Regions from separate parts of the Homo sapiens genome. Here regions 2 and 3 are each linked to region 1. Evidence: chromatin loops called from intact Hi-C (ENCODE). Cell type or tissue: CD4-positive, alpha-beta T cell. All regions are shown on one strand. Links, peaks and the distances in the headings refer to the core of each region. The heading gives the core; the rest is flanking DNA. Region 1 overlaps TMEM217B (transmembrane protein 217B). Region 2 has its middle 45 kb from the start of FGD2. Region 3 overlaps CPNE5 (copine 5).

What was found. Peaks named below come from ENCODE experiments on the same cell type or tissue, not always from the same donor. Only the 100,000 strongest peaks of a DNase experiment are listed, where the experiment ranks them.
Region 2: it touches region 1 in a loop (5-fold over the local background); 42 of 110 quality-filtered maps call a loop at or near these places.
Region 3: it touches region 1 in a loop (8-fold over the local background); 59 of 110 quality-filtered maps call a loop at or near these places.

What each region holds. Positions count from the first base shown.
Region 1 is chr6:37,207,503-37,212,861 of GRCh38, forward strand. It overlaps TMEM217B (transmembrane protein 217B), which reads right to left. Exons shown (of 2, transcript NM_001395378.1): 2 at 4,679-5,359. The coding sequence ends at 4,955. TMEM217 (transmembrane protein 217) reads right to left here. Exons shown (of 3, transcript NM_001286401.2): 3 at 4,679-5,359. Among named protein-coding and RNA genes, the nearest start is that of PIM1, 40 kb to the left of the region's middle. RefSeq lists a silencer at 2,971-3,265. In CD4-positive, alpha-beta T cell, for the core only: CTCF peaks have their summits at 694 (motif pointing left), 3,083 (motif pointing left) and 3,286; DNase peaks (open chromatin) are centred at 689, 2,159, 2,619 and 3,119; H3K27ac peaks cover 1,047 bases.
Region 2 is chr6:37,048,439-37,053,797 of GRCh38, forward strand. No RefSeq gene overlaps it. Among named protein-coding and RNA genes, the nearest start is that of FGD2, 45 kb to the left of the region's middle. RefSeq lists cis regulatory regions at 1,577-2,595, 1,874-2,449 and an enhancer at 3,257-3,306. In CD4-positive, alpha-beta T cell, for the core only: CTCF peaks have their summits at 3,225 (motif pointing right) and 3,424; DNase peaks (open chromatin) are centred at 473, 1,883 and 3,143; H3K4me3 peaks cover 1,371 bases; H3K27ac peaks cover 2,255 bases.
Region 3 is chr6:36,764,163-36,769,521 of GRCh38, forward strand. It overlaps CPNE5 (copine 5), which reads right to left. Exons shown (of 21, transcript NM_020939.2): 11 at 1,173-1,214. Among named protein-coding and RNA genes, the nearest start is that of RAB44, 69 kb to the left of the region's middle. RefSeq lists enhancers at 1,569-2,466, 4,506-5,037. In CD4-positive, alpha-beta T cell, for the core only: CTCF peaks have their summits at 2,167 (motif pointing right) and 2,368; a DNase peak (open chromatin) is centred at 2,169; H3K27ac peaks cover 198 bases.

The sequences.
Region 1 (5,359 bases), core at 152-5,151:
GAGAATCGCTTGAACTCAGGAGGCGGAGGTTGCACTAAGCCACAATGGTGCCACTGCACTTCAGCCTGGGCGACAGAGACTCTGTCTCCAAAACAAAAACAAAACTGAGAGTCTATGTCCATTCATTCCACAAATCTTTATCAAGCACCTGCTACATGCTGGGCATTGAACTAGGTGCTGGGAAAACATCAGTGAAGTAAATATGGTGCCCACATTTTTGGAGGGTGGTGGGAGAGGCAACTGTATAGAGTAAGTCAGGTGATAGTACATGTTATGAAGAAATGTAGCACAGTAAGTGGGAAAGAGACACATGGGATGGTAGGGAGGGGCTGTTTCACACCCATTGGTAGGGAAGGCCTCTCTGATGCCTTCTGAGCAAGAAAGGAAGCTGGTGAATAGCTGGAGTAAGAATATTCTAGGCGGAAGGCACAGTGAGTGCAAAGGCCCCGAGGCTGGAGTGTGCTGTCTGTGTTAGGGTGAACGAAAGGAAGACAGCATGGCTGCAGCAGAGGGAGGCGGAGAGAACAAAATGGTTAGAAAGCAGATCAGAGGGTGACAAGGGACTGGGTTATTTAGCAGCTGGCATGCCGTGGTAAAGACTTGGGATTTCTACCCTGAGTGTGGTGGGGAGCCCTGGCAGGTGAGGACCGGAGTAGAGGAGGGACTTGATCTGACTCAGGTTTCAACAGGAGCCCTCTGGTGGCTGGGCGGAGAACTGACTGTAAAGGGAACACAGTGGCATGGGGAGGCCAGTCAGGAACTGCTACTGCAATAGCCTGGGCAAGAGATGGTGATGGCCTGGGCCAGGGAGGTGGCAGGGGAGGTTATATGAAGTGGTTGGATATGGATCTATATTGAAGGGTGGGCTGATGGGGAGTGGTGAGGAGTTAGATTCAGGCTGAGAGAAAGAGAGGACCTAAGGATGCCTGCTGGGTCTTTAACTTGAGCAATGGAAGGGTAGAGGTGGCAAAGACTGGGGGTTAGGGCAAGGTATACGGGAGAAAATCAGGAGTGTGGATTGGGATACACTCCCCAATTTTTATTTATTTATTTATTTATTTATTTATTTATTTGAGATGGAGTTTTGCTCTTGTTGCCCAGGCTGCAGTATAGTGGCGCGATCTCAGCTCACTGCAACCTCCACCTCCCAGGTTCAAGCAATTCTCCTGCCTCAGCCTCCTGAGTAACTGGGATTACAGGCACCTGCTACCATGCCCGGTTAATTTTTGTATTTTTAGTAGAGAGGAGGTTTCACCATGTTGGCCAGACTGGTCTTGAACTCCTGACCTCAGGTGATCCACCCGCCTCAGCCTCCCAAAGTGCTGTCATTACAGGCGTGAGCTACCATGCCCGGCTACATTCCCACATTTTAAGAAAATTAAAAAAAAAAATTTTTTTACATCAGTTGGATGCGGTGGCACACCTGTATTCCCAGCTACTCAGGAGGCTGAGGTGGGAGGATCGCTTGAGCCTGGAAGTTCAAGGCTCCAGTGAGCTATGATTGCACGACTGCATTCCAGCCTGGGTGACAGAGTGCAACCCTGTCTCTAAAAATCAAATAAAAGTAGAGACATCCTGAGTGAGACCCTGAGAGAATCTGAGTCAGAGAACCAGGTGAGCTGTGTCTGGACTCCTGACCGCAGAAACTAAGACAGAATAAATGTACTGTCTTAAGCTGCTAATTTTGGGGTAATTTGTTATGCAGTAATAGATAACTAGTACATGTCACATCTCTACAAAAATGTCTCTACAACAGTAACCACCCCAAAACATATCCTGACTGGGTATGGTGGCTCATGCCTATAATCTCAGCACTCTGGGAAGCCAAGGTGGGAGGATAGCCTGAGGCCAGGAGTTCAAGACCAGCCTGGGCAACATAGGGAGACCCCATATTGTATTTAAAAAAAAAAAAAAGAGTTGTGTAGGGGAGGATCTGCTTCCAAGCTCCCTCATGGGGCTGTTGGTAGGATTCCGTTCCTCACGGGCTCTTGGTTAGTGACCTCTGCTCCTGGCAGTGTGAGCCTTTCCATAAAGATACTTTCAACATGATAGCCAGCTTCCCTCAGAGAGCGGGCAGCACTGACGTCATCGTCTTCTGTAACCTAACCTTAGAAAGGACAACCCATCGCTTTTGCTATGTTCTCTTTGCTAGAAGAGGATCACTGGGTCCTGCCCACATCTAAGAAGAGGTGATGAATGTGAATATCAGTTCGCAGAGATCTCTGGGAACCATGTTAGAGCTGGCTACCACATCAAGGAAGCAACTGCATAAACAAAGCCAGGGTTTAGGGGAGAAGTCCAGGCTGAAGATGTATATGGGGCTTATTAGTGATGGGTCTGGACCAGGTGAGCTGGGAGTGAGTGAGACAGAGAACAAGACCAAGGACTGTGCCAAGGGCACTCCGGTGTTTGGAGGTCAGGAAGATGAGGAGAGGCCAGCAAAGGAGACTGAGGAGAAGGGGCCAGTGCGGCAGGGGAGGGATGGAGACGGAGGCAGAGGGGCTACCAGAGAAACCTGTTGGCAGGAGAGAGGGATCAGCAGTCAAAAGCCACTGCAGGACAGGTCAGCAAAGGTGGAGAACTGACCACCGGCTTGAGCAGTGTGGAGATCACCTTGACAAGAGCAGTCCCAGTGGGGCGGTGGGGGTGAAACCTAACTGGATGGGTTCTAGAAAGAACAGGAGACCAGGAAGTAAAGGCAGAAGCAACCATGCTTTTGAGGAGTCTTGTATAGAGGATAGCACAACCTTGCGTTTGAGTGTCTTAAACTTTCTCAACTAAAGTAACTCTCAGCTGAGGTGATTCCTGGAACTCTGCTTCTGCCTACACTTCTTCAACACACAGGTCTCCAGTTCCCCAATGTTGCCCAGGTCTACCTCCCACCGTAGCGACCTCAACCGGGATGGGGAATCAGAACCCAGAAGTTGGCCCATGTTTTATATTTTGTGTTTTGGTACTAGCAAGTCACAATCAGACAAGGCATGCCTTGTGAGACTGGGGCAGAGACACACACATTAGCTCCCAGTCATCAGCTGGAAGCTCCATAAATCCTGAACAGCCACCCTTGGAGGATCTGGTTTAGGGGCCAACAGCTCTAAGCAAAAGCTTATTACTGACTGCCATCTTGTGGTCATTTGGGGAACTGGCCTAGGTTTAAATCCGTGGTGGAAAGAGTTGAGTGAATTGTAGGATAGTACCTGGCACTGAGTGTTCAGTAAAAGCCAGCGACTGTCATTACTATGCTCATGGTTTGGAAGAGTATGGCCAAAACAAACAAACAAACATGTCTCTTGACTTCACTCCCAACATTTTTCAAGGGAAAAGGAACTACCCTAAAAGGAGGTGTTCCTTTTTGTCTTGGTAAAAGTAAGAATGAATCAGGGAGCCGACTTTCGTGTATGAAGTCAGATGATGAGATGCAAGTCCTGCTTTTGCTACCATGTGACCTTGATCTCATCACTGAAGCCCAGTGAGTCTCAGTTTCGTCAAACCATAAAACAGGAGCATTAGGATGAAGACTGCACAACTGGTGAATGTGAAGAGTTCTCAGGAAAAGCGGCACTCCTAGTTCAAGGCAGGGGCCTGCTGGCTCTCAACACAGAGCTTGTTGCTTTACAATAGTGTCTCTCAACTAGGGGCAACTTTGCCCCCCCACCACCCCCACCCCATGGGATGTTTGACAATGCCTGGAGATATTTTGGGGGGTTCTTTTTGTTTTTCAAAGGGTTGGTCCTTGTTTTTGTTTTGTCTGTTTGTTTGAGACAGAGTCTCGCTCTGTCACCCAGGCTGCAGTGCAGTGGCGCGATCTCGGCTCACTGCAAGCTCCACCTCCCAGGTTCAGGCCATTCTCCTGCCTCAGCCTCCTGAGTATCTGGGACCACAGGCACCCGCTACCATGCCTGGCAATTTTTTTGTATTTTTAGTAGAGACGGGGTTTCACTGTGTTAGCCAGGATGGTCTCGATCTCCTGACCTCTTGATCTGCCTGCCTCGGCCTCCCAAAGTGCTGGGATTACAGCCGTGAGCCACCGAACCCGGCCCTGTTTGTGTGTGTGTGTGTGTGTGTGTGTGTGTGTGTGTGTTTGTGTTTTTGAGATGGAGTCTCACTCTGTCCCCCAGGCTGGAGTGCAGTGGCACCATCTCAGCTCACTGCCACCTCCGCCTCCTGGGTTCAAGTGATTCTCCTGCCTCAGCCTCCCGAGTAGCTGGGATTACAGGCACCCACCACCACGCCCGGCTAATTTTTGTATTTTTAGTAGAGAGCGGGTTTCACCATGCTGGCCAGTCTTGTCTTGAACTCCTGACCTCAAGTGATCCACCTGCCTTGGCCTCCCAAAGTGCTGGGATTACAGGCGTAAGCCACCATGCTGGGCCGATAGGCTAGTCTTGAGCCAGCCATACATAGTTATTGAAATGGAAATTAGCTAAAAAAGAATAAAATTTAAAATTTGATTACTGGGTTGTAATAGCCACATTTCCAAGTGCTCAGTCGCCACACATGGCTAGTAGCCAGCACAGATAGAGGACATTTCCATCAGCACAGGAAGTTCTACTGGACAACACTCCTCCAAAGGACTCAGCAGAACCGGCATCTGTGGGCCAACCCATAAAGGAAGAACTAGAAACTAAGGAAGTGCAGAGGAGAGGGGACAGTGAGAGGCAAAAACAGACACCAGTGAGATGGTTAAGTAAGCACAAGGCCACATATCATTAACTGCTAAAACAAGTCACACAACACATCTGTAAAATAATTGATCCGCACAACCTGCCCTCTCCCGAGAATCATTCCTCAGTGCGTAAAACTCAAAAGCCCTGACAAACCAAGCAGCATCAACAGAAGACAGGCAGGGTAGGGAGGGTTCCATTGTTGAGGAACACCATTCCCTCCCACCTTTCCTGGCATCTGGCATGGTTCAGTTTAACTTCCGGTACAACATTCCCAGACGGACAGGTAGTCATGAGTTCACTGCAATGGTGGAGCAGAGCCTGTGGCGGCGTTTCCTGCCCACAGTCTGGGATTCCTTGTAAAGGTTGTATGCATGCTTGACGATGAAGGGCAGACAGAAAAAGTGCAGGAGCATGTGTGAGATTTGGAAGATCCAGTGCAAATAACTCAGCGTCTTGAAGTGATCTTTGATGATCCCGTTGAGGAGCAGGACTATGGAGAAGTTGATGAGCTCGTAAGTGATGATCCACATGGCATAGATCAGCAGCCCCATGTAGATATTCTTGTGGATACAATAAAAGAGGAAGCAGCCGATGATGATGGTGGTGAGGGAGAGGCCAGTGCTGATATTAGCCCTGTGGAACAGGGTCCAAGTGACTAGCTCCGACTTTGAGTCCACGTAGATGCTGAACTT
Region 2 (5,359 bases), core at 128-5,127, 160 kb before region 1:
CTGCCCTGGGCTGAGGTTGAGATTTTGCAGTTGCTCAAGGGGAACCCTGGAAGCAGAGTGTATCTACCCTCCTCAGACCACTGAGACCCTCAGATTTGTCTTCATCCCAGGTCAGTGGACTTCTCCCAGGTTTTGTTGTCTTCTCTCGGCAACACCCTGCTGAAGCCAGGGGGAAGGCGGGAGATTTATCCTGGGTGCTGAGTATCTAGGGTTATCAGATAAAATGCAGGATGGCCAGTTACAATTGAATTTTAGATAAATAACAAATAAGTTGTTTAGCATGAAGGTGTCCTAAATGTTGCTGTTTATCTGAAATTCAAATGTAACTGGGCATCCTGCATTTTTATTTACTAAACCTGGCCACCCTGTAAGTATCCCATTTCGTTTGGGCCAGGCCCCTCCCCACTGCAGCTGTGAGTTTTCCTGCCACCCAACAGCGTGAGTCACACAGCTGTGGACCTCCAGGCAAATGTTTTTGAACAGAACAGCATCACGGTTTAGGGGAATCCCCTCGCTGTCCCCATAACACATGCTTCAGCAAAGCAAAAACCTTAAAACAACATCTCTGGGAGGAAAATAAAGAAGGCATCAAGAGTTCCCAATGACTCGGGGAAGGCCCCAGCCACGGCCACATTAGTGCAGCCAAGATGGCCACGACTAGATGGCTGGCTCTTCACCTCTGGGAGAGGCACAGCTGGCTTTGACAATCGTGGGAAATTGGAGACCAGACCTTCCCAGCCAACTCCTGTCAAGGTCTGATACTCGTCCTTCCCCACCTTTCTGAGAAGAGGCCTACGAGGAAGAATGGGCTCATGGGCTATGTGAGCCGAGCAGGTTACTTGACTGTGGGATCATGATTGTATCTTTGTCATGGCATCACTGTGGGGATTATAGGAGGAAATTAATGTAAAATGCTTGGCCCAGTACCTGGTGCGCAATAAGCACTTACAATCAATGGTGGCTATTGTTATAAGAACGTCAGGACATGCACTTGGCCATCAAGCCAGTGGGTCTTCTGAAGAGGGTGAGCTTGGAATTCTCTGGGTGCCCATGGTTTGTTGCCCCTCAGAAAGCTGTGGGCCTCTAATATGGGCATATCCCCTGGACTGGAATCTGCATTAAGCCAGTGTCATCTGTCAGCGCTTTGTTTGGGTTAGTCGTTTTTTTGTTTTGTTTTGTTTGAGACAGAGTCTTGCTCTGTTGCCCAGGCTGGAGTGCAGTGGTGCAATCACAGCTCACTGCAGCGTCGACTTGCCGGGTTCTAGCAATTCTCCCACCACACCCTAGTAGCTGGGACTATAGGCGCACACCACTACGCCTGGCTAATTTTTAAATTTTTTTTTTTAAGAGACAAGGTCTCACTGTGTTGTCCAGGCTGGTCTTGAACTCCTGGGCTCAAGTGATCCTCCCGCCTTGGCTTCTTAAAGTGCTGGGATTATAGACGTGAGCCACCATGGCCAGCCCTGGGTTAGATTTTTAGTCACTCAGCAGGGTCCTGAGGAGGCCGGACTCAGAAGAGTTCAGCTTTGAAGGTGGAAAAAGCAAGTTTTCTACCTGGGATGCCCCCAAGGGTAGCAGGCCATACTTCCTAAGTGTGCATGTTGGTGGGGAGGGAGGGTATCAAGGAGTATGTCCCTGGAGAAGGGAGAAAGGAGGGGGCGTGGGAAGGGGCCTGTGGAACGCACGTGTCTCATTTCCTCTTTCGGAATGTCCGCTGTGGGCCCCAACAAAGGAACTTCGGTTGGAACTGGGGTGAGGAAGCCCCCGAAGATCAACTTCTCTTCCTTTAACATTTGGCTCTGCTGAGGGCCCTGGGGTTGGAACACCCACCTTCTTAGAAAGAAACTGAAAGGCCTTAGGAGAAACCCCGCCACTTCCCCTTCCTCGGTAAGAGGAACTTGGCGTTGCCCTGACAGGAAAGTCTTGGTGGGGCTTCTCGGAAGCCGCCACCGCTGCACTGCTGAGCAAAACCACAGGTCAGGGGCCAGGCCGGGGGCCAGGCTAGTGAGGACTGGCCATTGATAAAGTCACAGGCTCCATCTAAGCCCATCGGCAGAACTGGGGAGCTGCCAACATTTCCTCTTCCAGCACCGCCTGCCAACTCCTGTTTGGGAGCCACCAACCCCTCAGCTCTGCCAATGGGTCCCTCCCCACTCACACCAGCCCTCCAACCAGGATCGTTCTGTGTCTGCGTTCTGGACCCCCAGCTATGCCCACCACCCAGCAAAGCTCATCCATCCAGCTCCCATCCCCCACAGAGGCACTGACTCTCCCGTGGAGTCCTGGGGGACCTCACGGGCACGTGGAGCTGTGCTTTGGAATAGGTCACACCCTGTGAGCTGCTTCGGATGGCCTTGTAGATTAAGAAAAATGGTCTTTTGCTGGGCACGCAGGAATGCTTGACTTAACGGTGACTGCTATCTGCTGCGTCCATTCGGAGATCAGAAACAGGCTTCTCTCTGGGACTGGGGATGCCTCTCCTCATCCCTGATATATCCAAGGGCAGCTGCTGTGGCAAGGGGGACAGTGCACAGGTACAAATCACATCTCAGGCCAGCCCCAAAGGGGCCGAGAGATCCTTGGGTCCTAAAGGGTCCCAAAGCTTATTTGTATAAGCTTATTTGTACTAAGCTTTAATATAAACATGTCAGGATGGTGTGGCACCAGAGCCCGGCCACCACTGTGGGGACAGGGTCCAGCCTGCACGGCCTTGCACAAGACCTGTGCCAGGGACCCCTGTGCTCCATTCCAGCTCCTCCTCCAGGCTTTGCTGTGACGAGCCTCTGCCTCCTTCACCCAGCCCTCTCCTGCCCACCCTGTGAGACTGAGCCCCAGTCCAGATGGGTAGGGGCTGCCTGCATGACCTCACTGAGTATATCCCCCAGGGACCCTTGTCCACATCACTTGGTGGTTGCTCTGAGCAACACCCAGCTGGCCTATAGGCTCCCGGATAACAGCAACAGTGGGCTTGGCATCTCTGGATGAACATTTGATGAGGTAATAAGTAAATGGGTGAATTTAGTGCTATCTACCAGGCCTTGTGGCTGAGAGCCCCACGTGCCCACATGCTCAGACATCCACGTGTGGGCAAGTGCACCCGCGTGCGGCAGGAGGAGACACGTGCACGCCTGCCACGGTGTCCCTGAGACGTGTGTCTGTGGATCCCTGCGTTTGTCCCCAGCATCACCCATGATGCCAGCCAGCAGGTGGCGGTGCGCCCCTCCTCTGCGGGTTCGTTGGTCCAAACCGCCGGCAGCTGTCAAGACTGAAGGGGCCTCAGCAGGCACATGGAGCCCACCTCCTTCCTCCCACAGGGGGTCAGGGCTGCTTGGGTCTTGTGGGGAATCAGCCTGGTCTTCCGACCCAGGAGCCAAAACCCTAGTCCAACCCATGTGAGTGGGGCCATCTGTGTGCCCAGCACGGAGCTGGACCCTGACCCCGCAGGAGGGACTGGCGTCCAGGCAGCTGCACAGCTGTGGAGTGGGGAAGTAAAGGCATGGGCTCGCACTCCCAGCCCTGTCTCTGCTGGCTGTGTGACCTTGGGCAAGTTCCTTAACCTCTCTGAGCTTGTTTCCGTGTCTGTTAAGCAGGAATCATGGCAATCTGTAAAATGAATTAGTCAGTGTAAAACATGGGCCACAGTGGGGCCCTACCATAAGGCAGCAGTTCTCACACTTAGGTCTGGAGGGCTTTTGAAAACACAGAGGCCCCGCCTCCAGAGTGGCAGATTCACTAGGTCTGGGGAGAGGCCTGTGACTCTGCATTTCTAAAGAGTTCCCAGGTTGTGCTGATGCTTCGGGCCTGGGGACTACACCGTGAGGACCAGTGTATACGGGATGCTTGGTGTCAGTCAGGAGAGACCCACAGGGTTACACACAAGGCAGGAAGCATCAGCCTCCAGCGAAGACATAGAGGGGCAAATTCCAAGGGCTGCAGGGGGCCCAAGGGAGGACACACCCCTATGATGGGGGTGGCCGGAGGGGCAGAAGGAGGAGCCTCTGGACCTGTCTCTCCCCACCACAATTATCAACATAATCCCTGTCCTGACTGCACCTGCCGGCCCTGCCCGGAGGAAGTGGACCCTGGAGCCCTGGAAAGGATGGGTTAGTTGGCTGTCAGTTCCTGGCTTGGCCAACACTGTGCTCCAGCTTCTGGGAACTCACGTTTTCTTTCTCCTTTTTTTTTTTTTTTTTTGAGACAGGATCTCACTTTGTTACCCAGGCTGGAGTGCAGTGGCTCGATCATAGCTCACTGCAGTCTAAACCTCCCTGACTCAAGCAATTCTCCTGCCTCAGCTTCCTAAGTAGCTGGAACCACAGGTGTGCCCCAGCGCAACCGGCTAATTCTTTAATTTTTTGCAGAGACAGGGGTCTCACTCTGTTGCCCAGGCTGGTCTCGAACTCCTGGACTCAATCAATCCTCCCATCTTGGCCTCCCAAAGTACTGGGATTACGGGTGTGAGCCACCACGCCTGGCCCCTTTTTTAAATATTAGTTTTAAGTCAGAAAGGTAATGCATGTCCATCTTAGAAATTAGTACAATGCAGAAAACTGTAAAGAGGAAAATGAAAATAGTAATCCAAACTTCAGTCAATCAGAGCTAATCAGTATGAGTCTATTTCTTTTTCTTGTCTATGTGTCTGCTTCGTGCATACCGTGGTATCCACTTGACATCGTAGCATAAGCGTTGTCCTTTGATGTTAAAACTCTCAGAAACGGCCGGGCGCGGTGGCTCATGCCTGTAATCCCAGAACTTTGGGAGGCCGAGGCGGGTGGATCACAAGGTCAGGAGATCGAGACCATCCTGACTACCACGGTGAAACCCCATCTCTACTAAAAAAATACAAAAAAAACTAGCCAGGCATGGTGGCGGGCGCCTGTAGTCCCCGCTACTCGGGAGGCTGAGGCAGGAGAATGGCTTGAACCCGGGAGGCAGAGCTTGCAGTGAGCCAAGATCCACTGCACTCCAGCCTGGGCGACAGAGTGAGACTCCGTCAAAAAAAAAAAAAAAAAAAAAAAAAAACTCTCAGAAACGTGAATTTAAGGTCAGCACAACAATCCAGTACAACAAGGTGCCAGACTATATCTGCTTGACTTAAACACTCCCTACTGTTGGACATGCAGGCTGTGTATTTATTTATTTGGCGATTCTAAATAATCCCCTGTGAAGGGTTTGATCCATCAGTGCTGCCTGCATTTCAGATGGCTTCCCCAGCAGAACTTCCTTGAAAGGGATTCACTGGGTCAAAGGGCATGAAAGTTTAAAAGTCTTGATACATATGGACAAAATACTTTCCAAAAATATGCCGGCTGACGGTCCCACCTAGGGTGGGAGGGAGATGACAGCCTGCTCAGCTCAA
Region 3 (5,359 bases), core at 107-5,106, 440 kb before region 1:
ATGGTGGGACCCAGTGGCACCTGGTAGCTGTCCCCAACTGGCACAGAAGAGGAGACTATTCCAGGCAAAGGAGTACAGGAACGCCAGGGTAAGACGAGGCAAATTCCAGGTGGAAACAATGAAGCTGACTGTGAGGTAGCTGAGAGGCAAGGAGGGGAGGGCATAGCGGCTCTGGAGCTTCTTGCAGGATGGTTGGTCTCAGGGGAAGGAGAGTTCCTTGGAAGGGGGCTTGGGTCTCACCTGGAGCTGCATTTGCATAGCACTTTACATAAGATAAAACAAACCCCCTGTCCATATCACAGACTTGGGAGGTACCAGCGGACACTGGGGGACCTTGAAGTCCTCCTAAGTCACTCCTTGGTAGTGCCACAGAATGGAAATGTCACAAAAGTCAGGGTGACATATTTGGATTTGGCTCAGCCGACAAGTAGAAGCCAGGGTGGGTTCTGGACTGAAGCTTCGAGAGGCCTGCTCTTGTCCTCCTCTATGGATTCCCAGAAGTACTGGCCTCCCAAAGACCCCGAGTGGGAAGCACCCTCCCAGCAGCCAGGGACAGCCCTACACAGGCACTGTCTCACGGCCCATGAGTCCACTCACGCCTCGTAGCTCTCCCTTCCCACAGCCCATTCCCTCAGTCCTGGCTCTCTGCAAACAGCTCCTCTGATGAGCCGAGGGCTGTACGGGTACAATTGGCCTCCCTGCTAGGTTGTGGGGAGTCTCTGAGGGCTGGGCTCCTCTGCATCTCCGTCACCCCACAATGCTTAGCCCGAGTCTTCACGCGGAAAATGTGTCCATGAATGCTTGAAGTTCACTGGTGTCTGTGCCCTAGAACATGCACTCTTCAGAAAGCCCTAAATTCTGCCACGCGTGGGGAGATTGTGGGTACTGGCGGGCCCCTGGGCAGCTATTTGGGAAAAAGGAGGCCTCTTATGCCCCTCACACCATATCCTGCAGGACAGAGGTGCTTTGGTGCCTCCGTGGAGCTGGATGGGGAGGAGCTACTGCAGCAGAGGACCCCTCCCCCACCCTCCACACACACGCAAACCCAGGCTCCCTCACCCCCAGAGCCACTGCGGGGGGGAGCCTGGTCACAGCTCCGCATGGGAGGGCAGGGCCCAGTGGCTGTCCCCATCCCCACTCACCTTCTCGCCCCTGCCCTCCTGCCTGCTTACCTGCCGTCCCGATCCCAGTCGTACACCTCCACCTTGATGGTCCTGCAAAACAAAGGCCTTTGCTGGGATGGGCCCAACCCCACACCCACGTGGCTGAGGATGGGGCCCTCTTCATGTTCCCGGACCAGATAGGGAGGCCAGGACTCCCTCTGGGCCCCAGGGCCCTGGGTGGGGAGGCAGCGGCTTGAGAGACAAGGATCTCTCTTGAGGCCTTTTAGGAAAGGCCTTAGGAAAAGGGCAGCCAGGGCTGTGTAGGGACTGCCCAGAATTTCAAGGAGAATGTGGGAAAAACAGCTGCAGACTTCAGTTCACCCCACCTTCTTCTTGGCCACTGCAGAAGGGGCATAAGCTCAGCATGGAGCTGCACTGTGGATTTACCAGGGGTGGAGGAGCGGGGAGGTGGGAGTGTGGTGCTCCCTGGATCTCAGGCCCCGGCAGGGTGGAGGGGAGGGAAGAAGACTGCTTGTTGAGGGTCTGAGGGCTTTGGGTGTGGGAGCCAGCCCTGCACGTCAGGGAGGAGCCCAGGGCCCTGGCTCGGGGATGGCCCGCTGAGCTTTTCCATCCCCACGACTGGCTCCTGAGTGAGGGTGTAATTATCTTCATATTTTAGCCTGGCTGCTTTAATTAGTTTGTTTTGACTCCTATGCATGCGGATGGGCTTTGAGAGCCCATTTTATTTTTAGCCACGTTCCCATGGCAACAGGCTAGCGGACCAGAGCTGGGAGGAGGGAGGTGGAGGGTTGCGGTTAACCCTTGGTGCCAGCTGCTCGATCCTCCAGGGATGCCCAGGGACAGGGGAGCTGCCAGGGTCCCACAGCAGGGTCAGGTTTGGGGAGGTGGGAAGGGCCTGGGGAGCTGGGGTCTTCAGCCTTCAGTTCTTAGTGGGGTGCAGAGAGGCAGCTCCCCGGGCCTATCTTTGTTAACATCCCATCATCTCGCCCATCTCCTCGGGCCTGCCAGGAGTCAGCCTTGGGCTTCTGTGGCCCCTCCAGGAGGAGGCGCTGTCTCCTTTCAGATGAGCATCCTCAGGACCAAGGGTAGGCGACAGATCCACCGCAGCAGGGCAGAAACTGTTCTGAATGAAGGAATGCCCAGTAGGTTGTGCACACACTGGATTTCTGTAAACCAGCACTCCTGTACAATGAGGCAGGCATGGAAGCCCACCATTTAAAGGAATCCTTTAGATTCTTGTGAAAAACAAAAAACCATGTCTCTCTGAGGTGAATTATTGTGGAAAGGAAAAAAAAATCACCTAAGCCCCTGAAGGTGGGTTGATGAGCTGGAAAGAGTGGAAAGACCAGGACGGCCCTACGCTTGGACCTGGGCCCCTCACTATGGGACCTGAGATGTCACTTAATCTCCCCGAGCCATAAGCCACCATTGAAAGGAGAAGTAATAACGGCCTTGCAGAACAGCTGCAAGAACAAGCTAGTAAGGCCCGCCTGCTGCATGGGAGGGTCTCTACAAAAATGCCTCCTTCTCTCCACTTCATCATTTGGCCGCGCTCTGATAGGTTTTTGTTTGTTTGTTTGCTTGTTTGAGATGGAGTCTTGCTCTGTTGCCCAGGCTGGAGTGCAATGGCGTGATCTCGGCTCATTGCAACCTCCGCCTCCGGATTCAACTGATTCTCCTGCCTCACCCTCCCAAGTGTCTGGGATTACAGGCATGAGCCACCACACCTGGCTAATTTTTTGTATTTTTAGTAGAGATGGGGTTTCACCATGTTGGCCAGGCTGGCCTCGAACTCCTGACCTCAAGTGATCCACCCGTCTCGGCCTCCCAAAGTACTGGGATTAGAGGCATGAGCCACGGCGCCCGGCCTCTGATAGTTTTTCGTATGAAATTTACTTCAATCAGGGACACTTGAGCCTAGGTACTTGGGCTTTGCAACTTCTGATTCAAGCCTGACTGCCTGGCCAAATCAGTGGCAGCTTTTCAGACACAGACTCCCAGGTCCAGCTCTGGGCAAGACTCAGGAATCTGTTTTCAAGGCTTCCCTAGTGACTGTGCTGTATGTGTTCCGGAGTGATGACCTCCACCCCACTGTCAGATGGGAAAATTGAGCCCTAAGAGCCTCCAGTGACTTGCCTAGAGTCACCCAGCTGAGGGTCTGAGCCAGAACAAGACCAAGGCCCTGACTCCCAGTCCAGGACTTCGGTCATGGCCCCACAAGGCTGAAGTCTCTCTACCCCTGCCCAGTGGCCTCCCAGTCCTTCCCCAGACCGCTAAGCTCTGCAGGGGACCTTCAGAGACCCCAGCAAAGAATAGCTCTCCTCTGACCACCAACACCAGCCCCTCGGGTGACTAGATGGGTGATGACCACATGCTCAGAGGCTGGAGGAGGACCCCAGTCATGGTGACAGCCCTGCATATCCACAAAATCACTGGGGAAAATTTTAATCCCAGGCCAGAGGGCCTAATTTAATTGGTCTGGATAGGACTCAGGCCTGGGTAGTTTTGAAAAGTTCTGTGATGGATTCTAACATGCAACCAGAGCCACTGACCTTCTCTAGAAGACAGCACTAGTTTTCAAACTTGGTTGCAATTTGGAATCCCCCCAAGAAGCTTTAGAAATACTGACACCAATGTCTTACCCGAGAGATTCATGATCAGTTGGTCTGGAGTGCAAGCTGGGCATGGGAATTGTTAAAAGCTCCCCAGGGGGATTTGAACTTGCAACCCAGGTTGAGACCACTGAATGAGATTCCTGTGCAAACTCGGCCTGGCCTCCATTAAGGCTCCAGGGATGGCTGCAGCCTGGGGGTCAGATTAGCTCAAAGTCTGCACCTCCAGCTTTGGGAGAGAAGGAGGTGAGAGAAATAGTGCCCAGAGACAGGGGGAAGACCATGGGGAGAAGACAAATAAGGCTTTGACTACTCTATTCACAGTTCTTTTTTTTTTTTTTTTTTTTTTTTTTTGAGACAGAGTCTCGCTCTGTCGCCCAAGCTGGAGTGCAGTGGTACGATCTCGGCTCACTGCAACCTCCACCTCCTGGGTTCAAGCAATTCTGCCTCAGCCTCCTGAGTAGCTGGGATTACAGGCGCATGCCATCATATCCGGCTAATTTTTGTATTTTTAGTAGAGACGGGGTTTCACCATGGTGGCCAGGTTGGTCTCAAACTCCTGACCTCAAGTGATCCGCCCACCTTGGCCTCCCAAAATGCTGGGATTACAGGCGTGAACCAGCGTGCCCAGCCATATTCACAGTTCTGTGGCTGTCCACCCTGGTTGGGCTGCCTGAAGTCACTGCAGATGTCACTTGTCACCTGCTGGCCTTGGCTCCTAACCCCTTAGCACAGGGCCAACAAAAGCTGCGGTCCAGCTGACTGTGACTTCTGGGGCCGGCACCCAAGAGAACAGGCTTATTGGGTGTGGGAAAATGAAATGGGCTTCTGCAGACCACCAAATGAACACCTTATCTGGCATACAAAGGCTCAGGACAGAGGCCTAACCTAGGAGGCAGCAAAGTGGGCAGAAAAGACCTTCGGCTGTGGGGTGAGCAGCCCTGGCTGGCAGTCTCAGCTCTTCCAAGTACTAGGTCTGTTGCCCCGAGCAACTGGCTTAACCCTCAGACACTCCCCTCCTTTCCAAATTGAGAAAAATCACAGCCACTTTGGAGCTGCTGTGCAAGTAAACTATCTCCACGTACAGTCAGCGCTGGACACATGTTGCTCTGTTCCTGTCTAAAACACTCCATCCCTTTATCCAAGCTCCTGTCTCTCAAACAATTCCCATGCTTCTTGAAAATATCAGCTCCATGAGGCCCGGGATTTTTGTTTGTTTGTTTCCTGCTGTATCTTCAGCTTCTAGAACAGTGCCTAGCCTATATCAGGTGCTGTATACATATTTGTTGGCTGACTGAGAGCTCCTAGCAACGTGATGAAATGGGCTGTGCAGGTAATAATACCGTCATTCTACAAAATCACAAAAGGAGGCCAAGAGTATGTGGCTCTCCGTGAGTCACACAGCTGGTCAGTGGTGATGCCAGGAGTCAGTGACCTGGGCCTCTGGACACCTAGAGCCACAATGACAGAGCCAGATATGTGTGAGCCTGGGCAAGCCAGCAGGGATGAGAGACACCAGCCAAAACGCCAGGCTGCCCCCACGGCATACCAACTAGCTCTATCTATAGTTTCCTCCCAGCTGAGCTGCAAGGTCTGCCTCCTAATGAGCCTCTGCCTGGCAGG